Regions from separate parts of the Homo sapiens genome. Here region 1 is linked to region 2. The links are chromatin loops, found by intact Hi-C in ENCODE. Cell type or tissue: uterus. All regions are shown on one strand.

Region 1 (8,000 bases), 61 kb after region 2:
ATTAGTGTTGCCTCTAGTACCTAGTTTGCAGCCATGGATCTGACAAATGCATTCTTTTCCGTCTCTATCAGAAAGATAGATCGTAAACAGTTCTCCTTCACTTGGGACAGACAGTAGTATACATTGTCTTACAGTCTTGCCCCTGGGCTGTGTTAACTCCTCACCCTCCATCAAAATATAGTCAAAAGAAAGCTGGGTCACCTGCTATCCTGCAAAACATCCTATCAGTCCATACTACTTATGACATTATGTTACTGGGACCCAGGGAGAAAGAAGTAGCAAGTATGCTGGGGGCCTTAATAAGTCACATGCCCTTCAGATGATGGGAGATATACTCTACAAAGATTCAGTGGCTTGCACCATTGTTGGTTGCTTGCTTTCACCAGAGGACACAATAAGTTTCCCATTAAATGACAAAGTGTGGCTGCCACCCAGTTGCTTCACATTCCTCATACCAAGAGAAGAGTAGACAAGAAAAAGAGTCAGCCTCCTGGCATGAGTAATTGATTCTGATCCCCAGGAAGTGAGAGGGCTGCTTTGGGAGCAGGGAAAACTATGTTTGGCACCCAGGTAAACTGCTTGGGTGTCTCTTAATGGAAAATAGGTAAATACAGCTGTCACAGCCTAGTTTTATACCTGCCAGGTAAACCACTTGGACCAGATGGGACGGGGAAACTAGAATAGGTAGTAAAGGAGGAAGACAATGAGCATCACTTGTAGCCACCAGAGCAGCGGCTATGGTGAGAGCACTAGGTCATTCCATTCACCTTCCTCTTGTATGTTTCCCCAGGAAAAGAAGACCACCAGAATCTAGAAGAGCTGCTGTCAGAACTTATGATAGGAAGCAAGTGACTCTGAGGTGCAAAGAGTGGACTGCGGTGAACCTGCAGTGTATCACCCAGGTTTATCGCCCCCTTCAGGACTCAAGCACTCATTTCCCCACCTGCAGGGAATGTTGGTGGCTAACAGCTATCAGCTCTTGCTCTTCAGGCATTGCCCTTTGCTGAACAGTTTCTTTGCCCAAGATCACATCCCCATCCCAGGGACATCTGATATCCAATGATTAACTGATGTAGGGCTATAAGACCAACCTCAATTCAAAATAACCTTGAAGGGTTATTGCAGCTACACAGCCACTGATGGGATTAGTGAAGTTTTCTTACAACTGCATCAGAATTCTCCTTCTCCCTGTGCCCAGTAATGCTATCTACACTTTCCCAAAAGTACCGATCTCAAAAGGACTCCTCAGTAACGTTCCTGCATGCAAATCTCCATCTCATAATCTGTGTCCCAAGGAACCCAACCTGCAATGCATGCATTGTCTCATTTGATCCTCTCCACAAGATCAGAACTGCTATTATCCCTATTTTACAGTGGAAATTCAAGCCCCAAGAGCTTCAGTAAACTTGCAAACTCCCTGATTTTAGAGTCTATGCTCTTAACCAACCTGGATCAGCAAACTGTAATCCCTATGCTAGAATTAGGCAAATATTTCCCTGGATGAGACGCTCTAGGTGCAGCCAGCTGAGCACTAACTAGTCAGATGTTTCTTTTCATCATGTGTTCCCTGGGACCTACCTGGAAATTTCAAAGGAAGGTAAGAGAGAACTTCTGCAACCCAGCTCCTCTCTCCAGGCTCTTTAAGCCTCCTCACCTTATTGCTCTGGGTTCCAGGGGTCTTCTGTGAGCTCCCAATCAAGTTTAGCATTCTCTCCTGTGCTTGTGATGTTGTGCAGAGGAGTCCTCCTGACATGATCAGCTGCCACCCCAGCCACCTGGGTCCCAGATCTCAAGATAACTGGAGTGACCCAAATGCAGATCTTGGTCTTCTGAATCCAGTTGTTTAATAAGTGATTTGTGGCTGGACAGTTACATAACTGTAGAGATCACCCAGGTTTGTATGGGGTCTCACTTCCCTCTCCACCCTCAGATTGTCTGTCCCTCCCTAGAGTAAAGCTACGTCACATAGTCTCCCCCAAGTTCCAATGTGTTAGTGCCAGATATACGGAATGCTTGTTGGGAATGTGGCTTAAACTGTCTCTACTGTGACAGAAGGACAGACTGTCATCAACTGCTGCAGGTAACCTAGAAACCCTTTGTCTTTCACAACAACTTTTTGTTATTTTATTCTCTGAGCCATCTCTTAGACAATGTCTGGATTCCCATCAACTTCTGCACATAAACAATATTTATAAGTAACCAGGCAGAGCAATGGAGTGTGTTTAGTCATTTTGCATAAGAACTTCCCTTGCACAAGTTCTATATATAACTCAGTTGGCAACCCCCTTTTCTACCCATTGAGGCACCAGTGCAGAACATGTTCTTAGGAGCACTCACAGCCCCTCCACTGTGGGTTTCTTGAGGTAATAGAAAGAAAATTCCAGGTGTTACTGTTCCCCAACCCCTTAAATACACAGCCCCCAGTGTCTCCTACACTTAGCCCCCATTACTCCCAATCATGGTTCCTCTGTTTATGAAGGTCTGCCTCCTTCCTCTGCCCCACATGTCAACCTCATTTCTGTCCTTGTTCTCTTCCCATGGCACTTTCCAGCCTTCTCCCCACAGCAGGATCTCCTTTGACTCTCTTCAATAATCTGCATACACTGTGTGCTTCCCCAAGATACCATCCCTGAAGAGCCCCATTTCACTCTGACTATTCACAAAGCCTCATTAGCATGTTCTTGTACAGTACTCACTAGCTTTGAATGGAACCTCATGCCCTTTTAGAGTCAGAATACTAAGTTCAGACACTGCCACTTACAGGAATGTGATCTGGGGGAAGTTCCTTAACTTCTCCAAGCTTCACTGTTTTCACTTGTAAAATGGCAATAGTAAAGCCTACCCAATGTGCTTGCAGAGAGGACGAATGAGGTAACGCAGTAAAAAGTAACCTTTAAATTTTAAAGTTCTATATGAATGTGAGTTATCATTATTGTGTTGTTTCTCCCCTCTGAGCTCTCTGAGGTCACATCTTTTACTTCCTTTCTCTCCCTGGGTCACACACAGTGACAGTAACACTGTAAGCTAATATTAGATGCAGAATTAAGAATGAATAAAAGAAAACCACTCACCAATCAGAATTAGGCAAAATCCTAACCATATTAAATCTATTGTAGACTGTTCCACAGAGTCAATCTAGAAACTGCTCTATAGGGAAACATCCTGAAAAGACATGAAAATTCATTTACAGTACATGCTTGCAAATTTATGCTGAGAGGAAAAGGAATAGCATCAAAACACATCCACTCTTCCTTCTAACACAGGGCCAATGTTGCTAACAAGAGACAGGCTGGCCTCGGGAACACTTGTTAGCTTTTCCCAAAAAGGCTGCTACCTTTAAATGACCAGTTATCTCCCTTAAAGAATCATTTTTTATCCCATAATATCAGTTCCTCTTCAACATCTGATGCAACTCTTAGTGTTTTCCATTGCTTTCTAGCTGTGTCAGATTTCCCTAGAAGACAGAAATGAAAGTGATGACTAAGAAGATTGCACTGAAATTTCAAATATTTGGCCTACACATTGATTCCCCCACCCACCCCTCCTATTCCGGTCTTCTTGCCCTCCACGGGGGGAAATCACTATTTCTGTGCAGTGTAAAACCTTCAGCTTTCACCATTACATGTAGACTTACAATCTTTAAACACAAATTTAGTTCATTTAGTTGGAACCACACAAAGTAGAACCTACTTGGAGATTTCAGATTTTTTTTTCTATTTCCCTGACGATCTTCTAAAGATATAGAAAGTTACATGTCAGAAGTATACCAATCGTGATCAGTTTCCCCTGTCACTTAGAAGCGACAAAGCATTTACTTATCTCCTCCACAGTGGCCCATTTTCTATATCGCAATCTTGCCTCCAAGTCAAATTGTTCAAAGCACCATGTCTGGAATGAAGAAGGGCACTGGGAAAAAAGAAAAATAGCAAGATGGAGGAAATACCAATCATATGCAGTATTTCTTCAGGCCATCTCAACATACTTCACATTTCCTTCACAGGAACAAGATAAGATTTCTCAACTGGGTATTTCTTTTAAACGTCCAAACTTGGCAGTACTTTAATGGATATCTAAGATAATTAAATGATTAGGGTGACGTATTAATATAGGTCATCGGACGGGCACGGTGGATCACGTCTGTAATCCCAGCATTTTGGGAGGCCGAGGCGGGTGGATCACTTAAGGTCAGGGGTTCGAGACCAGCATGGCCAGCACGGTGAAACTCCATCTCTACTAAAAATACAAAAAAAAAATTAGCCGGGCGTGGTGGGGCACGCCTGCAGTGCCAGCTACCTGGGAGGCCGAGGCAGGAGAATGGCGTGAACCTGAGAGGCAGAGCTTGCAGTGTGCCGAGATCGTGCCATTGCACTCTAGCCTGGGTGACAGAGCAAGACTCCGTTTCAAAAAAAAAAAAAAAAAAAAAAAAAGGATATTTTCCAGTTTCCAGTACACCCTGTTCCAGATATGCTCACTCAAGTCAAAATTACCGAGTGTAGTGGACATTTTAGCCCTACTCTCAAGCAAAAGGCAGATTTTCATAGGTCCATTTCTACCATTATTTCACTAGGTCTCCCAAGCTTCCAAAAGGTAGATCATGTGCTCGCTTCAGCATCCCGTATACTAAAATTGCAACAAAACAGAGAACACTAGCAATTTTAAAAAATAAAAATAAAGCAGATCATTAGACGACCAAAACTGTCATGGAGGGATCTTTCACATGGACAAGTGGTACCCCCGGTGTAGTTCGGAGCATCCCACAGGAACTCTACACCACCTCAATGTAGTGATTGAAAGCCAGGCACTGGAAGGACAAAGTTGAGCAAAACCACCCCGAAACATAAGAAGTTCCTGGCCCTAGGCTGACTCCCTAGCAGGTCATTTTACACCAGTCACGGAAAGACAGAGGGGCAGGAGTTGAGGGGGAAGTGGGGGCCCAGGGAAGGAGTTATCTGATCAAGTCTTAAAGGATAAACAGGAAACTGGACAGCAAAAGGGGAAAAAAGTAGCCAATCCGGGCAAAGACAGCACCATCAACAAAGAATCAGGACGAACAAGAGAATGCCCTGTGCAAACATCAGCAAACGTCTGCCCCGTGTGTGTTTGTGTGCGGCCGCCAGGTGTGGCGTCATGGCTGCCATTTTGTTCTTCTCTGGTTGGCTCCTTGGGCGCCTACAGCCTGTGAAGCACTGCCTGACGCCTACCGCTCGCCCACCTCCCCGCCTCCTCCGGGCGCTGCAGCCTCCAGGGATCCCTCCGCCCCCCACCCCCGGGAAACCTGGAAGTGGCCACCAGGCCCGGTGGTCCGAGGTGAGCTAAGGAAGGAGCTTTACCCACCTCGTGGCCCGCAGTGATGAGGCGGCCCGAGCAGCGGGTCGTCTTCCAGAAGAGTCAGAGAAACAGTCCTGGCTTGCTTCACCTCAGCCCCCTGGGTTCCCTCCAAACCAGAGGACGCAGAAATGCCTGGGTCTGAGGGGGCTGGGTGTGCTCGGCCTGGGTAGTCTCGAAAGTCGCCAAGGCTACCTCAGAATCCCCCGCCCTCCGGCCAAGCTCCTCTCCCCCAGGCGCTGCCCCACGCTCCTCGCCGCCCTTCCCTCTGCCTGGGGGCCGGCGAGCTTGTGGCCGCCCAGATACGCCTGGATCCTCGCCGGGACCTCGGTGGAGCGCTTCCCGCCCTCGGCACCCCTACCCCCGGTGGCCCAGACGCGCCCAGGTCCTCGCCTGAGGAAACTCCGAGGACACCCGACCTCCCGCTCTCTCTCAAACCGCCCCCCTTCGCCCCCCTGCCCGCGTCGTTTCTTTCTCCTGCTCTCCAAATGGCTTTTCCACACCAGAAACTGAACAGCAAGTGTGGCCCGGCGCGTCTGGGGACAGGGTGGAGGGGGACTGACAGTTTTACACTCTTCAGTAGTTGTGAGTGTTGTACTGTTGTGTGTGGATTGCTTATTCCCGAAGTGTAACTTGTTTGGAAAATTAATTGCGAAAGAAAAGTCATTTTTTTGAGCCCCAGAGTTTTCAGAATATTTTGCGCAATGCCATACTGATGCTCGCCTTCCCTTTGTACTCAAAAGGCTTCATTGAAACGAATCACACTGGTTAAAAGTCAGTTTGGTTTGGTGTCGTGGTGGTGGTGGTGAATGAGTCACATAGGTTAAAAACTCAGTTTGTGGTGGTAGATCTCAGATACTAAACCCACTGTGAGATCTTAATCAAGTGTCTTTACCTCTCTGTGCCTCAGTTTCCACATGTGTAAAATGGGAATAATTATAGTACCCATGTCACAGATTTATGGTGAGATGAAATGAACTCACGTATATGAAGCACTTGGTGTCTGCCACAGAGTGGATGCTGGAGAATGGCTCACTGCCATTATCCTTATAGATTGCCGCTCACCTCTGTCACCTTTTGCTCCAGTCTGTGGTGAGAAGTTTCAGGGAAGTAAAGCATGCCTCTGAGAAGGATGATACGTGGATTGAGTAGAAAAATGGAATTCCATGTTGGTCAAAGGGTAAAAATTTTCAGTAATAAAATGAGTAAGTTCTGGGAGTCTAACATATAGCATAGTGACTATAAATAATAATATTGTATTGTTTACTTGAAATTTCCTGAGAGTAGATCTTAAGTGTTCACATACACACAATGGTAGTTATGTGATATGATGGATGTGTTAACTTGACTGTGGTAATCATTACTCTGTGTATGTGTATATATGTGTGTATATATGTGTGTGTGTGTATATATAAAGTCATCACTTTGATATACCAAATTTTTATTTGTCAATTTACCTCGATAAAACTGGAAAGAATGAAATTTGAGAGTTTTCAAAACCTTAATCTCCATCCTGCAGGAGAAACATTTCCTTTCCCCTGTGGCACACAGGACAAAGTATAGGAGCTGAGTCAGGGACAAGGGCCCAAGCTCATGCTCCTCCACTAGCCTGTGGGTTGATTCTTGGGCAAACTGCCAATGTCTCTAAGCCTCAATTTGTTCACATGGAGCCAAGTGAGCCCCATGTGTATGAAAGGGCTTTGTACCCACTAAAAGCCTGAAAATTTGAGGTGCAGTTATTTTGAAAATACACAATTGATGGCCTATAAATAGAACAGGTGAGTTAAGTGGAACATTGACAACCATATGGAAGTTTATACAGTGCCACGAGAAAAGCTTGATTTTTTTGTTAAAGCTCAGCAGCGGTTAAATCAACTGCTAAAGGAACAGCCCCTTCCCAGAATGTTTTCTCTTTTTTTGAGACAGAGTCTCGCTCTGTCATCCAGGCTGGAGTGCAGTGGCACGTTCTCAGCTCACGGCAACTTCCGCCTCCCAGGTTCAAGTGATTCTTCTGCTTCAGCCTCCCGAGTAGCCGGGATTACAGCCACATGCCACCACATCTGGCTAATTTTGGTATTTTTAGTAGAGACGGGTTTCACCATGTTGGCCATGCTGGTCTCGCCCTCCCAACGTGCTGGGATTAGAGGCGTGAGCCACCGCACCAACCCCTCAGAATGTTTTCTTGATGGGGTTGCTGGCACTTGCTCTTCTGCCACTGCGGTAGGGTAGAAAAGCCCTGTGACTCTGAGGGATTCCCTTTCTTTCTCTTCCAGATGTTTCCTCTGGGATCCACACTCTGGGTCCTTTCATATCTCTGGAAATAAATTGTCCCCTTCAAATTCAAAGCACCAAAACATACTGCAAGTTCCCACAGTTCAGGCTGCAACTACTTTTAATCAGTTCTAAGAAATCTCAGGGAACCAAGTTCATCAGTTCCGTGACTTCAGAATAAGTCACCTAATCTCTCTTGGCTGCAGCTTCCTTACAAGGAAAACGATATACCTCAAATTCTGAGTCACATGAGCTTGGCAGAAATGTAAACAGAGTTTCCACTGTTTCCTATCTCTCTATCCTTTTCTGGTTAGTTCCATGAACTTCCACCCCTAGACACAGGCTGAAATCCACCTCACCCTCAGCAACCTTGGATTTTGAAGAAGGTGGGGCCTGAGTTGTTT
Region 2 (8,000 bases):
AAACAGGCTGCCAAGCCTGATCAGAATAGGTGACGGATCTGCAGAAGCCACAGTACGTTGACCAGGAAAGCAATGACGAACGGCCTGCCTGAGACAGCACACATTTCACAAGAATGTTTTGATCATCATTTCCCCTAATTTCCCTTAAAAACCCCTTATCTGGAGATCCAACTCGGTGAAGTGGTCTTTGAACGCTAGTTCCCTGCCTCCCCCAGGTTGCTGGCTTCTCGAATAAAGCTAACTTTCCTCTCGTCGAAGCTCTTCTCTTAAGTTTTTGGCTTTCAAGTGACGAGTAGCCTGGACCTGAGTTTGGTTACACAGCCAGCCAGGTAAAGCTGTGGGGAAGAAAATTGCAGGCTGAAAAAACAGCACATCCAACAGACTTGACTGGCCTACAAACAAGAAGATGGCTAATGTGAAGAGGGAGGCAAGGAAAAAGAGAGTGGTATGGCTCAGGCCAGACAGGAAGATGAGGGTCAGTCCATGGAAGACTTGAAAGGCCAGAGCAGGGAGTTTGGCTTTTATTTAGAAGGCAATCGGAAGCCATTGGTGGATTGACGGGATCTGATATACATTTTTTTGAGATAGGGTCTGGCTCTGTTGCCCAGGCTGGAGTGCAGTGCCAGAGTCATGGCTCACTGCAGCCTCAACTTCCCGGGCTCAAGTGATTATCCCACCTCAGCCCTGATCTATATTTTTAAAGAGATTATTCTAGCTTAGACTTGCCAGATAAAATACAGGATGTCCAGTTAAATTTGTCAGATAAACAATGAATAATGTAAGGAGAATAAAAAATATTTTTAATAATATTTTATATACCAAACATTACCCATTGTTTATCCAAAATTCATTATTAACTAGGTGTCCTGTATTTTTATTTGCTAAGTCTAGCAACACTATCCTGATTACTGTGGAGATCTGGAAAGTGGGTGGATGCAGAATATATTTTGGAGGGAGTCCTAAAAGTACTTGCTGAAAGATTGCTGTGGGATAGGAAGAAAGAAGAGGCATCAAGGATGACTCCTAGGTTTTGGACACCTGGGGTGATAATTGCAGAATGCTTGTGGTTTTCTCTGCTTGTTTGTTCATTCTGCAGTCTGAAGATGTGTGGATGCAATAATAATAAATAGTAAATAATAATAAATCAAAAGAAGACACAAAGTGACTTAAAGCAAACTAAGGAATCTCTTATCAAGAACCAGCAGACCTCCATCCCCGCCTCCCCAAATCAACTGAGATCAATATACTTAAAGCCTGTTTATTCATTTTTCTTTGTTTCGTAGAAAGACAACTTTTAAATTATTATTTGGATGAAGAAAAAGAAGAAAGATAAAATATTATTCGTTAATTAGAACAAGCACTAGTTACATTTTGGCTCCATCCAATGGCCAGTTTCCCATTTTATAGCAAGGAATAAATGACAGTGAGGAGAGAGGGAGTGGGGAGTAGAAAAGACAGACGTAGGGTGCAGAGATGCTAATGGGGACAAGAATACAAAAGAAAAGGTGATTCAATGGCTGTGGCTTCTAACCCACCTAATGAACAATTTTCTTATTCCTTTGGTTACCCTAAAGTATTAAGGCACCAGTTTATATGGGCTAACAATAGGAGTTCACTAGCCTGAGGAGTGGGAAGAGAAGAAATATTTATTGAGCCACCTGCTAGATACCAAGGGCATTATATAAGTTTGCTCATTTTTTACAACAATCTGTGAGGCAGGTATGTTTATTCCTGCTTTATAGAAATTAGTGACTTGCCCAATAACACAGAATAAAATGGTTAGATGGACTTGGATTTGAATGCGGGTCTGTTAACTTCCTGAACCCCAAATGTGGATTTTCTGTGACACCATTTTTCTTCACATGGTTTTAAAGAGTTTGAATATCTTCATGCTTGCTAAATATTTATAGGGAATTTCCTTGTTGGCTCTTGTCTTCTTCACAGATTCTTTAATCCCAGAAAACATTTTTATTTTTAACTGTACCATTGGACATAAGTAAGGACAAAGCAGCAGAAAAGTAAATGTTTCAGAATGATATTGTTGTGGGAACAAAAATCTACTTACAGATTGTGGTTTGCTAGGTGGATAGTGGATCAATCTTTAGAGGAAAACACCTCTTTTGTTAGAAAGGCTTTAAAAGCCTTTTTGACTGTCTGAGATAAGGCCTAGGCTACATTGGAATGGGGAAAGTTGTTAGAAAAGGAGGTAAATGTCATCTTAATAAAGTAAAAAGGGGTCTTCCTTAAGCAGAGAGTCATGAATTGGGTTTCTGAGGAAGAGAAGTTTTTGCTAGTTTGCTTCAACTAATGTATTTTCATTTTTCTCCACAGAATTTGGGACCTGGGAGTTTGGGAGAAAAGCAAAGAAGGCCTGGGGTTGAGTGAGACACAGGGTCCCAGCCAGCAGCTAGAACACGAGGAGAAAAGAAGAAAGGACTCACTGAAAGGGAATTGCTGAAGAGGACCTTTATATCTGAGGGCTTTACTTTGTGCTTTGTAATTTCCCTTTGTCATCCTCATCTTTTAGGAAACTGATTAACCACTATAATTTACGTCGTATTAGCAACGCCTTAGAGAATGAAGGAGGAACTGTACTTATTCTTGGAGCGTAGCCTGGAGAGAGGCAGAAGCCTTCAGGAGCTGTTACTAGGTAGTAGGAAATCACTCTCTCTAGAGTCCTCTGAAACAGTCTGGAAGAGAATGGATTTCCTGCTGTTGTGCAGGATGAGGGTTTGAGTACAGTAATTTAATTTACTTATTTAAAAAATACTGGAAGATGGGGAGGGAGGATGGGTCAGATTATAATATGTTCATATGTCTAAGGCAGGAAATTAGATACAAGATGAAATCTAAGAAAGTTCTGTGATTGGGTTTCTCCCACAGAAGGAGGAGAAAATCCCTGCATCTCTGGTTATGCAAATAATATGCAAATTACAGTGATTACATACTTGCTTAGAAAATTTTGATTACCTCATTTTGACTTCAGGCAGAGTTGGGACACCAAAAGGGAATGTTTGTCAACAGTCCAGAGTTGTTAGATTTCTTCCAGGGGAAATGAAAGGGTAAATTTCTTACCAAACACAAGGGTTTTAAATAAGTTTTTCAAACTCCTTAATGTCTCCCTTCCACAAAGCATACCAAAAAAAAAAAAAAATTACAATAGAGTCAAAATGTGATCTGTAGACAAAATGAAGGACAAATGGTTTTCCCCCCTAAATTTTACTCCAGGGTACATTTTCTCCTCTTTCTTTGTCGAACAATGTGAAGTAAGGGCTTGGATTTTGTCCTGCAGATGGTTTTGCAATCAGTTCTAGCCATTTCTCTAAGTCTGGGCTTCAAATCTGTCAGTTGAGAGTGATACAGTTGCCTGTCCCATGGTGGTGTTAAGTGAGGCTGAGAGCATCAAACAAATGTCCCAGCTCCTGCCACAGTTGCATCCTTGACACGTTCCAGTGGTGCCCGAGCAACACTGCAAAGACCCCCTGGGATGTCTGTTGGCAAGAAAAGGTGGAGCCACTGCCCTGGGGGGCTGGGAAGGGAGTTAGAGAACTACTGTCTTAACCTAAAATTTGGGCAGAATCTGCCTTGGATCAAATTTAAAATCTTTTCTGAATATTAGCTGACTTGATTAGAAACTAGTTGTCTCTCCCCTTCTCAGCAGAAGACTGTGGAATGTGTCTCCTAGCAACAGAGATGTGTTACTATCTTATGGTAGGACTGTTTTATAAAGCAGCAATCTCCAACCTTTTTGGCACCAGAGACCAGTTTCATGGAAGATGATTTCTCCACAGACAGGGAAGTGGGGGGATGGTTTCAGGATGACTCATGCGCATTACATTTATTGTGTACTTTATTTCTATTATTATTACATTGTAATATATAATGAAATAATTATACAACTCACCATAATGTAGAATCAGTGGAACCCCTGAGCTTGTTTTCCTGCAACTAGATGGTTCTATCTGGGGGGTGATGGGAGACACTGACAGATGATCAGGCATTAGATTCTCATAAGAAGTGCACAACCTAGATCCCTCACATGTGCAGTTTACAGTACGGTTCACGCTCTTTTGAGAATCTTATGCTGCTGCTGAGGTGGAAGGTGGAGGTGGAGGTCGAAGGTGGAGGTGGAGCTCAGGCAGTAATGTGAGCAATGGGGAATGGCTGTAAATACAGATGAAGCTTCACTCACTTGCCTGCCACTCAAAACAGGCCACAGACCAGTACCGTGTAGAAGTACCAATCTGTAGCCTGGGGGTTGAGGACCGCAGCTATAAAGGACACTCATTCTGCTGTCCGCACTTCTCCCAATAACTACCAGGAAAGGGTCACAGTCAGAATGAATTTAGCCATTCACCTTCAGTACCAATGCATTGTCCTAAAGAGGTAACAGTTCCACTGGCTTCAAATCTTTTGTATCATTTGTGTCTTCCTTCCCTCTCTTCTCTTCCTCTCTCATTCACACTTTTCTCTTCTTTCTCCCCAATCTCTCAACTCCTTTCCTTCCTTGCTTCCCTGACCACTACCTTTTCAACATCTGTCTTTTGACCTTTCCCTTTCCCTTCTTTATTCCTATCCCTGCCACCATCCTGTGTAAAGTGCTATCAGTTCTACTCCATTCTTCCCTCTACCTCTGCCCTTAACCCTAGTTCCAGGTCCAGGTAGTTCCTTACCCCACCCTCTGGACAAGGCTGCTTCTGGGCTATAATCTCTTTTCAAGATATTTTATCCTACATGCAGCTGCCAAGTTATTTCCCCTACAACAGCAATCTATTCATAACACAGCCCTGCTCAAAAACCTTTAAGGGTTTACATTTCCTATGGAGTAAAAACCAAGTCGTAAGCCTCATGTTCCAGAGCCAAGACAGTATGGTTCTATTCATCTTTTGCAGCCTGGGCATGCTCTGGTTTTCTTTAGACATGCACTGTTCCTGTCAAAATGCCTCTTATCCACCTGGGTCTCTTCTCCAGCTGTTTCCTCTGCCTAAAGTTCCCTCACCCCAATTCCTCCATCTCTGCACATCTAAAACCACTAGGGCTACCTCAAGCTTAGCCTGTTCTGTGCAACCTTTCCTGATATCTCTACCTAATCCTTCTTCTGAACCCCTATAGAACTTATCCCCATAATGAGGTCACCCTAACAACAATCAACCAGGTGCTGCCAGCTCTGTCCCACACATCAATATGACCTTCAGCCCCTGCCTAAGTTCCATTGTAGAAGTGTCTCTAGAAGTTCCCAGGGTGCCTCACATGTACTCCCTGAATAAGGACACTTCTTTCAGGTCTTGCCAGTGCTCTGCCATCTTCCCCCAAGCATCTGCTGGGCACCATTGCTCCTGACACAGCTAGGGAGCTCCTACCACGTCAAGGTTTACAGTGTTCTGGAGTAAGTTGCAGAATGAACCTGCAACTCCTCCTTACTGAGGAGTCAGAGTCCACTCTATCAGGGAGATCTCAAAAGAATGTTGTTGATGCTCTAATGGTCTTTGAGGTACTGTAAAACAGTTCTTTCTGCTTATTCCCCCAAGCCCCATCCCTATGGAGCCATAGGATTCCAATGTTAGGTAAATGTGACAGAGCATTGTGCTTTACTTGGAATTGACCCTTCTGCCCAAAATGCTGCATTCTTACTGAGTCAGGTATGTTATACCTGCTCTGTCTTCACACATGGCCTTCGTCAGCCCCTAATATAAGTAAATGAGGGGCTGGACTGCCTATATATTTTCTAGAAAATGTAGTCTTAATGAGTCACTGTTATGGTTGGAAATGTATCCTATCCCTCAAGTATGCTGGGGAAGAAAAGTGGTTAAGACATACTAGATTCTATGATACTCCAGAACTGCACTGCTCAACACAGTGGCTACTGGCCACATGAGGCTATAGAGCACTTGAAATTTAGCTACTCCCAACTGAGAGGTGCTATGAGTATAAAATTCATATCAGGTTTCAAAGACTTACTCCTCCAAAAAAGGGTGTAAAATAAGTCATTAATAACTTTTGTAACGTTGACTACATGTTGAAATAATACTTTGTATTAGGTCAAATAACATGCCATTAAAATGGATTTCACCTCTTCTTACTTTCTTAGTATGGTTTCTAGAAAACTTAAAATTACATACATGGTTTGCATTTGTGGCACACCTTATATTTCTATTGCACAGTGCTGCTCTAGAGCAGCTCTCTAGAGCACTTGTTAGAAATGCAAACCCTTGGGCCCCAGCTCAGACCTACTGAGTCAGAAACTCCAGTAGGGCCCAGCAATCTGTGGCAAACAAGTTCTCCAGCTAGTCCTGGCTCACACTGACATTAAGCTCTCCACCAAGAAGGTAAGCTCTAAAGCACTGAAAATAAGATCCAGAGCATAACGGGATCTCAATAAGTTTTGTTAAATGATTTAATCTTGATGGTTCCTGTTAAGCTCAAAATTATTCTGTCCATCAGTCAGTCAGTGAGAGAGAAAGTAAACAACAAACTTCGTCCCCAACCTTGGAAGAACAGCTCGCTGGTAACTTCAAAAGTTGCCACTAACAGCCGGGGAGAATTGCAAGTCATTATCAGAACACCTTTAAAAATTCTCAATAGAAATGTATGAATACAATGGCTGTGCCAGAAGCAAGAGATAGTCAGACATGAAGAAAGTATAAAGAAAAATAAAAACATGCTAAGTTATAAAACTGGTCTGGGTGCGAAGCCAGGCTGGCTGATGCTTTGCAATGGAGTAGCTCTGAAGCTGCCTCTTCCAGTGCCTGTGCCCTACTGGACAAAGATAGCCACAGCCTCAGTCCCTCTTTTGGTACAGATACCAAAAGGTCTTGATCAACTGGGACTTCACCGATACAGCCCTCAAGAGCCTGCAGTCCTTGCATATCTCAACTTTACCCCTTCAAGCATTCTGAAATTCACCTCAAGTTTCCATTCCTTGTGACATGTGCCATTATCAAGATTCATTAGTTCGTGACCGTGCTTGAAGAGCACACCACAAAATATGCCATGCACACGACAAAGCATGTCCTCTTTAAGAATGAGTGAGAAGTGTATGGAACAGAATCAAAACTGTCAGAGTGGCCTTGCTTTGAGCACTCCCTAAGTGAAATAATGTTCTCCAAACAGCAGTCTCCTGGAAACTGATAACCATGTTTAACATACTTAGTGGCATTAAAACTATCATCCATGTACTTATTTTTTGCCTTTTTAAAAACTGACATATAATATTTTACATATTTATGGGGTACATGTGATATTTTGTTACGTGGATCAAATCAGTTTTGGGGGTGTCCATCCCTTGAGTATTTATCATCTCTGTGTTGGGAACATTTCAAGTCATAGCTACTTTGAAATATCATGCATTTATTAAAAGTAATTCATGCACATTGTAAAACAAGATTAAACAAGGCAGAAATGGATAAAGTAAAAAAGTTCTCTTCTCTGACTCAGTCCCAATCCCTAGACTATTCTAGATTTTTAAAATGTAGATATTAATAGAAATACAAATAGATATTTTTTTTTAAATGAGATCATATGTGCATTCAATTTTGTAACCTGCCTGTCTCACTTGCTCGTATGTCGTGGACAACTTTCAGTGTTGTTTATGTAGATTTACCTCTTTCCATTTGATGTTTGCACAGTGTTCTACTGCATGGATAGTTTATTTAACCACACATTCATCTAACAGTAGTACCCAAAACATAGAAAGCTCTCAATAAATACTGGCTCTTATGTATAATCATAGAAATGTTTTTATATTTCCTTATTTATACTTCCTCACTCCTAAAATGTATTATACTTTTTTTAATGTACAAATTCCCAGACATGTATATTTTATAAAGGATAAACACTAGCTTTTACTCTAGCTTTTATTTATCAATTCTACACTTCAGTTTTCTTTCTGTCTTTATTACTATGTTCTATTTCTTTGAGTTAATTTTATCTTTTTGTTTGTTTTTTTGGAGACAGAGTCTTGCTCTGTCACCCAGGCTGGAGTGCAGTGGCACAATCTCGGC

Evidence for each region. A loop is a pair of places that touch in the nucleus more often than their neighbours do. Peaks named below come from ENCODE experiments on the same cell type or tissue, not always from the same donor. Only the 100,000 strongest peaks of a DNase experiment are listed, where the experiment ranks them.
Region 1: it touches region 2 in a loop (4-fold over the local background); 3 of 110 quality-filtered maps call a loop at or near these places.

What each region holds. Positions count from the first base shown.
Region 1 is chr7:22,660,011-22,668,010 of GRCh38, forward strand. LOC401312 (a long non-coding RNA gene) reads right to left here and starts at 5,523. Exons shown (of 5, transcript NR_122075.1): 1 at 5,335-5,523; 2 at 3,072-3,906. RefSeq lists enhancers at 4,363-4,970, 4,971-5,579, 5,580-6,186. In uterus, no CTCF peak of the experiment used is centred here; no DNase peak of the experiment used is centred here.
Region 2 is chr7:22,598,629-22,606,628 of GRCh38, forward strand. No RefSeq gene overlaps it. Among named protein-coding and RNA genes, the nearest start is that of STEAP1B-AS1, 39 kb to the left of the region's middle. In uterus, no CTCF peak of the experiment used is centred here; DNase peaks (open chromatin) are centred at 3,423 and 3,783; H3K27ac peaks cover 950 bases.